Regions from separate parts of the Homo sapiens genome. Here region 2 is linked to region 1. The links are chromatin loops, found by intact Hi-C in ENCODE. Cell type or tissue: heart left ventricle. All regions are shown on one strand.

Region 1 (8,000 bases):
TTTCACTTACTTATACATGTGGAAAGCAGTATAACAAATATTCATTCCTACTGTGTTCAGAGCACACAGCAAAATGCACTAAGTCAAACCAGTCTTTGTTGAGAAATGAAGTCTTGTGTGTATGATACAAAGAATATAGGTGTAACCTGAGGTAGAATTTTATATGACAGAGGGACACTAATAATGTGCTTGGGTCTTCAGAGGGGAGACATATCCCAATAGTTTGTTGAAATCATTAGTAAATTTGCATGGAGTGGGGACAGGCTTTGAAAAAACAGTAGGATTTGAAAAGATGGTAAGGACCATCTAGAAGAAACGACATGAGCAGAAGCATCAGAGTTTACATCTTCAGAGCACATTCAGGGGTAAAGAGCTCCAGTTAGACTAGCCTGGCAAATGTCTCTAGCCAGGCATTAAGTAACAAAAAGACATTGGCTAGGGCCATATTAGTGAGGACTTTCTATGTCAAATTGAAGCACTGGCACCAAGCAGTGGTGAGAGACTGAAGGCTTTGAGTAGGGATGTGATGTGACCTGGTCAAGCACAGATGTCAGGAATGGGTTTGTGAGGAAAGAATGGGAAACTGGGCCAGGCATGGTGGCTCACGCCTGTAATCCCAGCACTTTGGGAGGCTGAGGTAGGTGGATCACTTGAGGTCAGGAGTTCGAGACCAGCCTGACCAACATGGAGAAACCTTGTCTCTATTAAAAATACAAAATTAACTGGTCATGGCGGCACACGCCTGTAATCCCAGCTACTTGGGAGGCTGAGGCAGGAACATTGCTTGAACCCGGGAAGCGGAGGTTGCAGTGAGCCGAGAACATGCCATTGCACTCCAGCCTGGGCAACAAGAGCAAAACTCCATCTCAAATAAAAAAAAAAAAAAAAAGAATGGGAAACTGAAATTAATTCATTATCATTAGAGAGAAGGAACGTTTTGATAATAGAAGCTGCAGGATTGGGTGACTCAGTGAAGGAAAAGTAGCCATGAAGTATGAAATCGCATTAGAATGATTTCAAATAAAAGAGGGAAGTGAGGAAAAAGAACTGCTTTGGAGTGAGGTAAGAATTTAGGGTTATAGCATGGCCATGTGTAGACATTTAGATGGTCATGGTGGCTCATGCCTGTAATCCCAGCACTTTAGGAGGCCGAGGTGGTTGGATCGCTTGAGCCCAGGAGTTCAAGACCAGCCTGGGCAGCAAGGCAAAACCCCATCTCCACAAAAAATTAGTCAGGTGTGGTGGCATGTGCCTGTAGTTCCAGCCACTCGGGAGGCTGAGATGAGAGGATCACTTGAGCCCAAAAGGTCAAGGCTGCAGTGAGTCATGTTTGCACCACTGCCTCCAGCCTGGGTGATGGAGTGAGACTCTGTTTCAAAAAAATATTTTTTTAATTTAAAAAAGAAGTTTAGAGATGTTCTGAAGGAAATATATTGGGCTGCAGCTTAGGAATGAAGTCAGATTAAATGCAACAATTTAGGAATTTTCTGTAGAAAGATGGTAATTGGAATCTACCTTTAAGAAGATCTCAAATCTATCCACTTCTCCCTCGAGCTCCCCAGCTGCCCCTACTCATTCAAGTATTACCCTCTCTTACCTGGACTGCTGAAATACCCCCCAGTCGAAAGTAGGTACTTCCTGTGGGATCTTCCCACAGCTCTCTGATTTTTCCCTCCAGGCCTTATTACAATGTGTAATTCGGGCTTGTTTAATGTTGAGTATGGAATAATTATCTGTTGTTTTATCCCTGAAGATCCATCAACTTCCACAGTGCGTGGCACTCAAACATTTTTTTTTCCAACAAAAGAGTCAATGAATGTAAGTACTAGAAAGTAGAAAAAACAGAGAGCTTTGGGTGAACATCTTTAGGGCACAGGAAGAAAAAGTGGAAAAGTCAAATAGACAAAGAACCAAGAGAAGCCAGGGCACAATAGCTAAGGGAGAGGGGAGATTCAAGGTGGGCTGGTCATAGGGATCGATTCTGCAGGTGGAGGAATAACATGAATAGCTGACATTAATTGAGTGCTTTTTGTGTGCCTAAGACTTGGCACGGATTAACTCAGTTAATCTTCACAGTAACTTTGGTAGGAATTATTTGGTAGGAATCCCTATTATAGAGATAATACAGGTGAGAATAGATACCAGAAATGTTAAATACTTTGCCCAAAAACAAGCAAGTGGGGGAGCCATGAGTCAAACCAGGCCATCTGGTTCCAGAGCAAGGAGACTGAACCACCCTGCAGCCACACCAGCTCCTGCTAGCAGTAAGACAGAAGATAGTTTGCAGTGTGATGTGGTGTTAAAGATGTAAAAGCAAAAGGAGGACCAGCTGCTCTTTGTAGCCTTTAGTCATGAAGAGAGGATGGCAATGCCTATGATTCTGAGTTAGGATATTTCCACATTAGGTCCCCAAATCTACAGAAGTTACAGGAACACTCATGCATCACCAGTCATGAAAACCTGAGGAATATGCTCTCATTTCAAGAACAGGTAGTTTTTGATTGTGTCTTCAGGGTACTCTAGCAGCTGCTTTGACATTGACTTTGACATTGACTTTTTTACTACATTCCAATGTTGTTATTGACTTAAATTAGTCCTTGAGAGAGAAGGAAGAAAGAATCTGACTTTGGCAATAGAAAGCCTTGCAGTATTCCAACTTGCTTTCAGTTTTAAATAGTTCTGTGAATCATTCCTGTTTCCTTTTTTTACAAGTAGGGAAGTAAAGTCCTGCCAGAGCTAGACGGAAAGGCACCTGTATTTGCATTGTAACCTGAGTTTTGAATAGTAAATGCACAGGTACAGAATATACTAGCAACAGTAAGGTCAGGCAGACATTCTGGAAATGTGCACCTGAGTGATGAACTGGACTAACTGGTGTCTGTCATGTTGCAGAATGTTGCTAACTCTTAAAGCTCACACATGTTAAGTTGTTGGCAGATTTATCAATTCTTTTAATTAAAGGACTGGGATGATATGAGTAACGGAACTATTTTGTTCCTAATTGATGCAAATCTTAAAAGTACGTGACTAAAATCTGTTCCCAGAGTTTCTCATTACAGAAGCCTTTTAATTTGTTTTAAAATATATGCATATACATTTCTCTTTTTGTTCCTTCAGATTTCTTAATCGATGGTGATTTTTCCCAACCCAAACTCTAACTGCAATGGCCAGCTTTCCACATATGGGGATAGAATTTCTTTTTTTAAGCCTTCCACACTGAAAGTAGGGGTCTTGGCCTCACGAGGACAACTCAGCACCCTTCCCAGATGCTGGCAATCCAAAAGAAGAGTACAGAGGAGATGAAGCTCTTTTTAATATTTTTTATCACTTTTTCAAAAGTTAATTCTCTCTTGGAATTTATTCTTTAAAAAAAAAAATCGGACCCCTTACAGGATCAGGATAGTGTCTTACTTTATCCAATAGTTCAGTTTGGACCACACAGCCTGACTTTGTCTCACCTGTAAAATTGCACAGTTCTCTTAGGCCTGTTCATGGGCCGGGAAAAAAGACTGCAAGTACAAAACACATGGTTCAGGTTGAATATTGCAGGAAAAATATAAGAAAAAGTATTTCATTTTTAAAAAAATCTTCTTAACAATTAATTCATGGATGCTTTGCTGAGGAAAATGCTTTGCAGAGGTTGAATATTGCATGACAATATAAAAAAAGCATTTTTTTAAAAAAAACAAAGGTTTTTAACAAGCAGAATTCATTCATGGATACTCTGTGGAGGAAAATCATGGTGTCCGGAATGTTTTTAAGCTTGACCACTCCTAACTTGAGTAAATGATTCTGGGTGCCTTTTGGGAACATCCACAGTATTGTCAGAGTCTTCTTAGGACCTGCTTTTGAAGCCAGCTTACTGCTTTGGAGGATGCTTTGGGCTGTGCAGGGCAGAAGACTGTGTTTTTGCCAATTGAAAATTCCTGGCCAGGCACAGTGGCTCACGCCTGTAATCCCAGCACTTTGGGAGGCTGAGGCGGGCAGATCACGAGGTCGGGAGATTGAGACCTTCCTGGCTAACATGGTGAAACCCCGTCTCTACTAAAAATACAAAAAATTAGCAAGGCGTGGTGGCAGGCGCCTGTAGTCCCAGCTACTCGGGAGGCTGAGGCAGGAGAATGGTGTGAACCCGGGAGGTGGAGCTTGCAGTGAGCCGAGATTGCACCACTGCACTCCAGCCTGGGCAACAGAGCAAGACTCCATCTCAATAAAAAAAATAAACAAATAAATAAATAAATAAAAAGAAAAAGACAAGAGAAAATTCCTGTGTTGTCAGCCATCCAGGCCATACCCCTTGGTATCCACAAACCCAGAGCTTCTAAAGGAATTAGGATTTGCCAGAATGACACTGGTAAGCAGGCCAGCAATACAGTTCTATTTTTGTTGGCTAATTTAGTGACATTTGTTTTCAGAAGTGTAATTCTAGGAATGTTTACTTCAAGCGAACACCTGTTGTCTCTTGAGCTAGTGTGAGGGATGAGTCACCGTGAATTATAATCATAGTGATAAGAGCTAGCAATTAATTAAGCACTTTATGCTAGAGACTTTTCTAAGCACTTGACTTGCATTGTCACATTTAATTTTTACAAGCACCCTATATGATATGTAATAGTGTCAGCATTTTACAGATGAGGAAACTGAGACACAAGGAGATGATGTGACCTGCCTAAGGTCACAGAGTCCATGCTCTTCATCCCTCATCCCCCATGTCCTTATCCAAGTCTCTCCGAGAAAGGAAGCGCTAGCACTGATAAATATGAGTAGGGAAGTTAGCATCTGCAAATGGTCATTCATTGTGAAGAGTTGTTGAAGCTGTCTCGGGGGGTACTGTTGCCAAGCCATCATTTCAGTATGGTTGAGAATTAGAAAGGTTAAGGCCCTTCTACCACTTGTTTCTGTCTGAAGAAAGCATCTAATATCTGTTAGTGTTTTCTTTTAAGAGTCTGGCCCTTGGTGCTTCTGACATAAAACAGTCTTTCTTTCTCCCATGGTCTGTGCTACTGTATGGTGCAGTGAGGCACTGATAACACCTCCATGGAGAACCAGCCAAAGGGTCTGGTACTCAAGCATTGGATCAGTGGTAAGAAGGATTTCCTATCACCCCTCCCTTCCTCCTCCAACTTGACATCACTCCTCCTTCCATTAGGAAGGCTGGTTCCACATTGTTATCAAGCCATTCTTAGATCACTTGGGTTAGGAAATCCCACAGCCCAAACCTCTTAAGTGATAAGATTCTACTCTGAGCTCCTGCCTGACTCCCTTCTGAACTTGACTTTTTGAAAGATGAAGTGTGAACCCTCTGGAATAATTGATACCCATTTGCAGCCCACTCTCAGTTCTCATTGATGGCAAAGATGCCTGTAATACAGAATAACCTATTTCTTGAAGGCCATATGCCATACTTCACAAAGCCTTTTCTCAGGTGGCATCCATGAAGTGGCAGCCACAGGTAACTGAATCTTCAGGCCTGATCCCCTCTTTACTATATCATAAATATCAAAAGGCAGTTGGGCTGAACAAGAACAAGAAGCACAAGAAATTCTGGATTATTTTATCCCTAAACAATTATCTATAGGCTATGATCCTTCAGGGTGTTTCCTAGCTAAAGTATAGGAACAGCTTCTCATGTTGGTTCAGAGACAGCCGTTCTGACAACCAGGGTTGTCTTGCTTTTCTGAGCAGCTTTGTGTGAGAAATACCAGGTATTAAGAAGTCTGTTGTAGGGGAGAATCATATACAGACTAGTAGAAAAAGAACTTTATCATAGAGGAAAACACCCAGTTTGCAGGCATTCTTCCTGAACACTGCTCTTCCGTCTGAAAAGGTCCTGAGTGTCAAAGCCCCACCTATACCCTGAAGCCATCTCAACAGACTCGGACCCAGACCTTTGTCTCCTGTCATTTTCTTTTCAGAGCATTGCCATCTCTTTTGTCTGGCTGCATCCAACTATTTTTAATTCCCTTGCCTCCCCACTGTCTGCTGAGTGGATAATTAAACATGAAGTACTATGCTTTGTTGAGATTATATTTTTAAAGGACTTGCTACAGGGAACTGAACGGCACCTTCGAAAGACAGACTTTGAGGGCTGGGTGCGGTGGCTCACACCTGTAATCCCAGCACTTTGGGAGGCCGAGGCAGGCAGATCATGGGGTCATGGGTTCGAGACCAGCCTGGCCAACATGGTGAAACCCTGTCTCTACTAAAAATACAAAAATTAGCTGGGTGTGGTGGCGGGCACCTGTAATACCAGCTACTTGGGAGGCTGAGGCAGTAGAATCGTTTGAACCCGGGAGGCAGAGGTTGCAGTGAGCTGAGATTGCGCTAGTGCACTCCAGCCTGGGCGACAGGGCGAGACTCTGTCTCAAAAATAAAAAAAAAAAAGAGGTTTTGAGAAGAAGACCACTAACTTCCAAGAAGTTTATGAGAACAGAATTCAGACATAGAAAAGATACATTCAGCTAGAAAAGATACATTCTAGCTGTGTCTTCATGCTGAGGAAGATACAAGCGTACAAACTTACAAGCTTGTAGAGACTATTGGTTGTTGGTTTCTCTGCTCTACTGCTTAAGAGTGTGGACACCGGAGTTGACTGCTTGGGTCTCTGTCACTTATGTGCTGTGTGATATTGAGCAGATTACCTTATCTCTCTGTGCCTCCAGTTTTTCATCTGTAAAATAGACAATAGTAGTACCTAGCTTATAGAGTTGTTGAGATTGAATGCAAATGAGCTTCCTAGCACTGGCACATGGAAAGTACTCAATCCGTGCTATTAGTGAAACTTTCATGGAGGGTTGAGAAAACATGTGCTTGTTTCAGATTTGCATAAAATTCCCATCTTGGAGCCATTGTGATAATCCTTCCTGCATGTGGCCTAATAATAACCTCAAGTGTTTTTATTTTGATTCTTCATCTCTCAGCCACCCCGCTGGGAGGAATAACAGGAGCTGTGTGTCTGTATATCTAGAGCTCTCTGATAATGAGTAGATGAGACGAACAGGCCTTTGGGTTGACTGGCTTCCTGGTTCTTTTTCTCATTCAGGTGCTAGAAAGCTTCAAGATCATGGATTATAGCCTTCTGTTGGGAATTCATTTCCTGGACCATTCCCTCAAAGAGAAAGAGGAGGAGACCCCACAAAATGTGCCTGATGCTAAGCGGACTGGGATGCAGAAGGTTCTCTACTCAACAGCCATGGAATCTATCCAGGGTCCAGGGAAATCTGGAGATGGGATAATCACAGAGAACCCAGACACGTAAGTGCAGCCACACACCTACCCACCCTCTTGACTGTGGCAGCCCACGTCACTGGGTAATTATAGACAGTCACATTCACCTTAGGGTGGGACTCTAGGAATTAATTTCTACTTGGTGCTAAAATGGGTTAAACTGGTCTCCATTTCTATTCATCTAAAGATAACTAGATGAGTGGCAGTTTCTCCAGTTATTACTCCTTCACCCACTTGGTTTCTTTTTTTAACAATGGCTGAAAATGTTTTTGTCCCCATTAACTACATATTCAAAACATTCACCACAAGAGGAAGGAATAGACTTTGAATTTGAATAAACATGTTTTATTGTTTATTTATTTATTTTTTTTTTTTGAGACAGAGTCTCACTCTGTCACCCAGGCTAGAGGGCAGTGGTGCCATCTCAGTTCACTGCAACCTCCACCTCCCAGGTTCAAGCGATTCTCCTGCCTCAGCCTCCAAAGTAGCTGGAATTACAAACATGCACCACTACACCTGGCTAATTTTTGTATTTTTAGTAGAGATGGAGTTTCACCATGTTGCCCAGGCTGGTCTCAAACTCCTGGCCTCATGTGATCCACCTGCCTTGGCTTCCCAAAGTGCTGGGATTATAGGTATGAGCCACTGCACCCAGCCTGAGTAAAGATGTTTTAAGCAAATACACAATAAGAATGATGTTCGCAATTCAGAGCTTTTTGTCTGCCTAAGGGGATTCTGTTGTTCTAGTCCTGCACCCTGACAGATGTGGTCTC
Region 2 (8,000 bases), 200 kb before region 1:
ACATCAAGTCCTAAATGTATTTGTTGCTGAAACATGTTCTCTTTGTATCAAGTGCATTAATGGGAGTTGGAAGGAATCCTTCATTTTTTTTTAGAAGCTGGCCAGTTAGAACTGTACATTATGTAGCTCTACTGTTCATTTGTGGTCTTATCAATAGAGCAGGATGTGTTACTTTTTGCTGAGTGCCAGAGAACTGGGGTGGGAGGAAACCTAGGCTTCTGTTTTATTTTTTTTCTTTTTAAAAATCAACTTTAAACTTAATTTATGATGAAATTTTTGGGGTACTGTGTCGTAAACAATCAGCTGCTATTGACAGAGAATTGTATTCAGTCAGGTTCCTTTTCATATATAAGATTAGGTCAGGGAAAACAGGCTTGCTTTTGTACATTCTATTCTCAATTGTATTTACTTCTGTATCGCTTCATCAGAGGTATATAAAGGAGATAATCACACAGGAAAACACAGGAATCCTGCCCAAACTAGATTACTCTTGGAAAGATTTGAAACAGAGTGATTGGGACAAGGTTGCATGTTCAGTAAGCTGACAGTGCCTTGGTATTATCATTTTAAGTTAAAACAAACTAGCACTGGAATAAACAACATGAAGTGTGTGTTCTTGTAGGAAGTCTTCTGTATTGTTTATGGGACTCAATAAACAATGAATATGTAACATGTTTGGGTAATTTACATGATGGATGCACAGTAAGTTCTTGAGACTCATTTTCTCTAATGTTTTTAGAAAATCAATTGTGAAATTGCAATGAAATATAAAGCATTGAGGGTTTGGTATTGCTCCTGGTTTTAAAATGGGTGTGTATGTCTTTCAGTGGAAGTTCAGGCAAGGATTGGAATTGTAAGTACTAGGGGTCCAGAGATTATAATTATCTTGAATTGGAACTAAAGTTCAGACAGGACTGCAGAAAGTTCATTCAGTTTGTAAGAGAAAAGGTGATATTTAAGCCTTCACCATTCAGTCATGCTGAGCAAGGGGTTTGTGGGGGAGGATAAAATTAGAGCGAGCCATAAAAATGTGCTTTCCTTGCTTCGTAGACAGACTTAAGACATGCAGTGGATTCGACATGTTTCATAGTGGGCTTTTAATTTAATATACACTTTTTTTCTTTCTTTTTTAAACCATGCCCATCATTGTGCTCTCTGGATCACTTGATCATATGTTTGGTAATAAAGTAAGGAAACAAAACAGCAACAACAATTAAAAAGCAATGCAACGACCTCCTTGAGGGAGTAGTAAGCACATCATAGGTGTTCAGCAAATATTTGACAATGGAAAAGGTTAAGCATCATGTTTTATTTATATTTGTATTCTTGGAACTTGGCACTGTGTCTGGCAGGTGGTGAGGATTTAATGAGTGTTTACTGAACAATTTATATATCCAAATGAATATCACTCTTCAAAATCTTGGGATGTTCCATAATTATTCTAATGATTCTATTATTTTTCGAACCATTTTAGAAATATTAGGCAGTCTGATAGATGCTAATGTTGATAGTTTATAGTAGTCCTTTTTTTAAATCATAAATTATATTTATTCACTAGACTACAACTTTTTTAACCAAAATGCCTAGGAATAATTTTGCATTATTTATCTTCTTTAGGAGAAAAATAAATACTAAATATATTCTGTTTTTATTTGAAAGTATTCAGTAAGCGTAGTTCTCAAATGCCCAGAGTGGCTTAATAGTGAGTTTGGTTCAGGGTACAGAGACAAGAATGGACTTTAAGCTTCTCTAAGTTAATCAGCTTAAATATCACCTCCTCCTGGCGACTTTTCTGTTCTTCCAACCTAAAGGAGACCTTCTCCATATGTTTTGTTCACTTGTCACAGGGATACTGATACAGTTTTGACGTTTGTCCCTTCCAAATCTCAGGTTGAAATGTGATTCCCCATGCTAGAGGTGGGGCCTGATGGGAAGAATTTGAGTCATATGGATGGATCCCTCATGAATGGCTTAGTACACTCCCCATGGTAATGAGTGAGCTCTTGCTCTATGAGTTTACATGAGATCTGGTTGTTTCAAAGCGTGTGGCATCTCCTACCCCTCCCTTGCTCCCTCTTTTACATGGACTCCCCCTTCACCTTCCGCCATGACTGTAAGCTTCCTGGGGCCCTCTCTCACCAGAAGCAGATGCTGGCACTGTGCCTTATGTACGGCTTGCAGAACTGTGAGCCAAAATAAAACCTCTTTTCTTTATGAATTATGCAGCCTTAGGTATTCCTTTATGGCAATGCAAAAACAGATTAACACGGATACTTATTCATTTATGTATTTCACTTGTTTCCCTGTGTCCAAACTCACATTCAACCCAAGATTATAAACTCTTTGAGGGCAGAGGCCATGGTTCATAACACTGTTTTTCTAGTGTTTGGCACATGGTAGGTCCTCAGTAAATATTTAAATGAATACATGAATAAGCCCCATCCATCCTGTCAAGATGAAGTGGGCCATCATTTAGGTTACTCAAGCTGAATCAGACTGAGAGGACAGTGCTTACGTGTTAGCTATGGCAGCTCCTTTACAATGATGACCGAACCCTTTAGGATGAGAAAACCACTTGTTTAGATGATAAATTCTGGCATGATTATTAAGAAAACACTGTCTCTATTTAAAGACTGATTTCTTCCATTTACTTAGAAATGAATAGTAGTGAACAAAGAAGAGGAAATTATCAAGCACAAAACAAAACGTTGCTACACTGTTAAAATGGGCTCTAAATGTACCTAAATCATAAACATATTCATTCCTAATTAAGACACTTTGGTGTTCATATACAAGGCAATTCCTATGATGCCTCACATAAAGGTGGTATTTGAGCTGGTATTTATTTGAACATCAGCTACATCAACAGTCCCAATACCATGGAAGAAGCCAGGGCAGTGACTCTGAAAGTGCAGTCCTTAGACCAACAGAGTCATCACTACCTGAGAATTTGTTAGAAATGCAGATGAGGCCAGGCGCGGTGGCTCACAACTATAATCCCAGCACCTTGGGAGCCCGAAGCAGGTGGATCACCTGAGGTCAGGGGTTTGAGACCAGCCTGGCCAACATGGTGAAACCACATCTCTACCAAAAATACAAAAATTAGCTGGGCATGGTGGCAGGTGCCTGTAATCCCAGCTACTTGGGAGGCTGAGGCAGGAGAATCGCTTGAACCCGGGATGCAGAGGTTGCAATGAGCCAAGATCGCACCATTGCACTCCAGCCTGGGTGACAAGAGTGAAACTCCGACTCAAAAGAAAAGAAAAGAAAGAAAAGAAATGCAGATGAACTCTATGGATGGAGGACAGGCCTTCGGGTGATTCTGCTGCATACCCAATATTGCCAGTACATAGTAAATCTGTTGCTCCAAGTATAAGCCTCCTGAAGTGTTCAGTATTCCCAGGTAAACCCAGGATGTGTTGAGGGAGTGCTATCTGCCTGCTCCTTCAGAAATATGAGGGGAGAAATGAAAAATTCTCCCTCTGCCAGTCTTGGCTTTTCTCAGAACTGTGCGGATCACAGGAGAGCAAAGTATTGTGAATAGATTGGGTATCTAGGACTTTAGATACAATATAAAAAAGCTTTTGGTAGTCACAGAGCCTGCCAAGTGATGGGTATTATGGGGTATACAGAAAGTGTTAATATAAACATGGTCCTGGCTGTCAAGGAGGCTGACTGTGCTGAGAGCTTACTCTGTTCCAGGCACTCCTCAAGTGCTGTTTCTTTTCATCACCATGTGCTTCCAAGCTGCAGCATTTCTTCACTGAAGAGAAGGAAAGGGAAACCTAGTCAGGTTAGTAGTAACTTGTACCAGAGCACAGAACCAGTAAGGGATGGCACAAAGGTTCTAGCCCTGGCTTTTCTGACTATGAAGCCCATACTCTTTTTCTCTGTTTCATGGTGTAGCACCTCAAAGTACAGTTTTGAAATAAGAGTTTTAAAAAGGAGAACATAAGCGAATCTAAAATTTATATCTCCAAACTAAGTCTTTCTCTGAACTCTAGTTTGCATAATTGACATTGCGCTTGGATATCCCAAAGGCACCTCAAATTCTACATGTTCAAAACCAGAATCATGATCTGTTTTCTCCACATCTGATACTCCTGCAAGGTTCCCAGCTCTGTGGTGGGCACCGCTAGTCACCAAGTAGCACGATCAGAAACTTGGGAGCCATCCTTGGCTCCACCCTCTGCACACACCACATCTAATCCATCACCAATGTCTATTGATTTTGCTTCCTGAATATCTTTCCCATTCCATCTGCTTCTCATCATTTGTGCGGATTCTATCCTAGCCCAACTTCTTGTCTCTCTGCAGGACTGAGCCAGAACCTCTCTGGTATCCTGAGTCCACTCTGGGTCTCCTAGAATCCATTACCCATATTGTAACCAGGGCACTTGTGATGGTTGGAGGGCACCTGAGGCTCTGCTGGCCAGATCTCTGCTTCCTGTACCCTGCCAAACCCTCACGGAAGCACACAAATTCTGACCCCAGGGCTCTCCACCTCAGTGGCCTTTTGAGCTCTTGGACAGCCTCTGAGGACTTGTTTTTCCAAGTAGCTTTCTACCCTGATGTTTTTGCTCTCCTGGAGTCCAGTCAGAGGCAGGTTCATAACTACAGTCAACTACTTTTAAAGGAACAGGATGGAAACTCCAGTGTAGCTCTAGGGACTTGCCCAACCCTACCGCAAATACCAAGTTCTTAAGAGTTCTCCGGCAGTTCCCAAGGTGCACTCCACTCACTCCAACAAAGAACCAAAGACTGCTCTACTTCCACAGTTGCTTATACTCTGCCCCTGAGTTCCCCCAGGACCCTGCAATATCACATTTGTGGCCACCATAGCAGAGAAATTCACCACCTGTGGTCTAGGAATAAAATCTAAGCCTCTCCCAAAAGGCACCTGTCTCTGACTGTTGACTGTGGCTTATCCTGGCAGCTTTGAGGAAAAGGCCTGGGTTGCTTTGCATAACTGGCAGGATAGATAAAGAAACATGACTCAAAATCATTCTCTCTGTATTTCCTCATAACAGGAACCAGTTGACATGGGTGCAGGAAAAACTTCCTGACCAAGGAGTGGGGCCTGGGGCTGGGGGTGCTGGACAGAGAGAAGCACAGGGATCTGCCCCAGACTCTTCAATGGCCTCCCTTTGTGCCTGGAGTGAAGATGTGGGTCATTGACATGGTTCCAGAGCCCTGCACGGTCCTGGTCCTGCTGCCACTCCAGTCTCAGATCCACCACTCTGCCCCTTGCTGTTTCTGAGCCACACTTGCAACTGCCAGCTTCACACCCTCTGTGCAGCACTCTCGTTGCCCCCTTTGGAATGTTCTCAGCATCGGTCGACCACGCTTCAGGTCAATTCTAAGGTTACTTTTGAAAGGAGGCCTTGGCCACCCATCCCCAGTCTAGGACAGGACCAGTGGTTCCCTCTCCAGGAGGGCTTCAACAGTATGATTATTTGACTAGTTTCCTCGCCCCCACCAGCTGCTAATCATCAGGGCCCATTGCATCCCCATAGTGTCGGCACATGTAGAATTGTCTTGAGTGAATAAGTAAATGAATACCAATACTTCTACCTTAAAAAAATCCTTTTCGTAAATTCCCACTAAAGAAAGGAAATGCACAGAGATCATGAATGAACCACTTCATATTGCCGATCCTGTCCATGAACTTGATCTTCAACTTTCATTACCACTGCCTAATTTCACCTGTCATGAGCCGCATTTCTATAATGGTAGCTGCAGGTATTATCCCCAAGGAAGGTTGCCCCAAAGGCATGATATAAAATATTTCTGGAAGAATACCTGAGATACTAGTGTCTTTGTTTGCCTCTGGGGAGGTGAATTGGCTAGCTGAGGGGCATGGATGGGAGGGGAATTTTCATCCCATATTTATTTGTACCTCTGAATTTGGACCCATATGTGTGGATTACTTATTTTAAAAATTAGAATTGTAAAAGTAAAAGGAAGGAAAGCAGAGCAAGAGATGTGAAGGAATGGGAATGATTATTTAGAGGAAAGAATATGGACATGCAGTTGAAAGGGGGTTGTCCTGAAAAGAATTCCTGTCTTCAAGGATACAGCCAGTTACATCTGACTTGCTCTGCACATCTATGGAGAACTATATGGCTTCAACTTAAAAGGGATGCCATAACATATAACTTGACTTAAATAGGTTTGTCTGATCTCTCCCATCACAGAATATAACATTTATTCTAAATATAAAAGCTAATAGAACCTAATTATTTAAGAGGGAAGCAGTTGTTAAGGAAGAAGTTAGTTGGAGGCTAAAGCATTCTCCTTGAAGACATAGAAGTGCCCAAGAAACATGAAAAAATGCTTATCATCACTAATCACCAGAGAAGTGCAAATCAAAACCACAATGAGATACCATCTCATACCAGTCAGAATGGCTATGATTAGAAAGTCAAAAAATAACATAGGCTGGCAAGGTTCAGAGAAAAGGGAGCGCTTATGCACGATTGCTTGGTTTGCAAATTTGTTCAGCCACTGTGGAAAACAGTGAGAAATCTTGGAGATTTCTCAAAGAACTGAAAATAGAATTATCATTCAACCCAGCAATCCCATTACTGGATATATACCCAAAGGAAAATAAATTGTTTTATCAGAAAGACACCTGCACTCACACGTTCATTGCAGCGCTATTCATAATAGCAAAGACAAGGAATCAACCTAGGTGACCATCAATGATGGATTGGATGAAGAAAATGTGGTATATATACACCATGGAATATTATGCAGCCATAAGAAAGAACAAAATCATGTTCTGTAGCATAATGGATGCACCTGGAGGCCGTTATCCTAAGCAAATTAACACAGAAGCAACCAAATACCGCGTGTTCTCACTTATAAGTGTGAGCTAACCATTGGGTACACATGGACATAAAATTGGGAACAGTAGATACTGGGAGCTCCAAAGGGGACAGGGAAGGAGGGAGGTAAGGGTTGAAAAACTACCTGTCAGGTACTGTGTTCACTACTTGGGTGATGGGTTCAATTGAAGCCCAATCCTCAACATCATGCAATATATCCAGGTAACAAACCTGCATGTGTAACCCCTGAATCTAAAATCTGAAAAAAAGATTCTCTTTTATGATCCAGGTATTTTTAGAATAGAATAAGAGACTGGACGGTAGCATCCTATAAAAACTGGTTAATATAAGTTGGCATAACCCAAGCTTGCATTTAATCTTTGCACATAGCTTTTCCAGTTAGTCAAATTTGAACTGTAAATAAGAGAAAAATACCAACTTGTCTTAGGTGGTTCAGGCTGTCATAACAAAGTGTCAAAAACTGGGTGGTTCATAAACAAAAACAGTTTATTTCTCATAGTTCTGGAGGCTAAGAGTCCAAGATCAGGTGCCAGCATGATCAGGTTCTGGAGAGGGCTCTCTTCCAGCTTACAGATGGCAAACTTCTTCTAGTACCCTCATGTGACAGAAAGAGGGAGAAAGAGCTTTCTGGGATCTCCTTTATAAGAGCCCGAATCCCACCCTATGACCTAATCACCTCCTAATACCATCATCTTGGGGTTAGGATTTTGATATGAATTTTGAGGGGGATACATTCAGTACCTTGGATAGTCCTTTGTAGCCCAGTCAGTGTGCTATAAGAAACACATCCTGTGTTGAAACCTAGTATATACGTAGAGATATAAATAATACATATAACAGAAATAAAGGTTTCATGAAACAGTACTTAGCCATACCACATGAAATGTCCTCTGTTATTTTCTGTTGTGTTCCCTCCCAACTCCAACTTCCACCATACACTGGTCATGAGCCACTGAATTGACTTTACTCCCTACTGAAGGGCAGAGACCTGCAATTTATTTAGAAAGCATGAGTGCAATCTGCCATCCCCCTGGCACTGCCTATGATGTGTGTCAGCCTAGAGGTGTGCATTTACTGAGGAGCTGACAGGACTCCACATATAGTGCTCTGTCCACTCCTATGAAACCACAGAAAGTTGTGAGTTTAAAA

Evidence for each region. Peaks named below come from ENCODE experiments on the same cell type or tissue, not always from the same donor. Only the 100,000 strongest peaks of a DNase experiment are listed, where the experiment ranks them.
Region 2: a loop joins it to region 1, with 1.8 times the contacts of the local background. A loop is called at or near these places in 2 of 110 quality-filtered maps.

What each region holds. Positions count from the first base shown.
Region 1 is chr9:68,910,506-68,918,505 of GRCh38, forward strand. It overlaps PIP5K1B (phosphatidylinositol-4-phosphate 5-kinase type 1 beta), which reads left to right. Exons shown (of 16, transcript NM_003558.4): 9 at 7,043-7,254. Among named protein-coding and RNA genes, the nearest start is that of PRKACG, 100 kb to the right of the region's middle. In heart left ventricle, no CTCF peak of the experiment used is centred here; no DNase peak of the experiment used is centred here.
Region 2 is chr9:68,710,148-68,718,147 of GRCh38, forward strand. The region is part of intron 1 of PIP5K1B (phosphatidylinositol-4-phosphate 5-kinase type 1 beta); the gene reads left to right. Among named protein-coding and RNA genes, the nearest start is that of PIP5K1B, 8.9 kb to the left of the region's middle. In heart left ventricle, no CTCF peak of the experiment used is centred here; no DNase peak of the experiment used is centred here.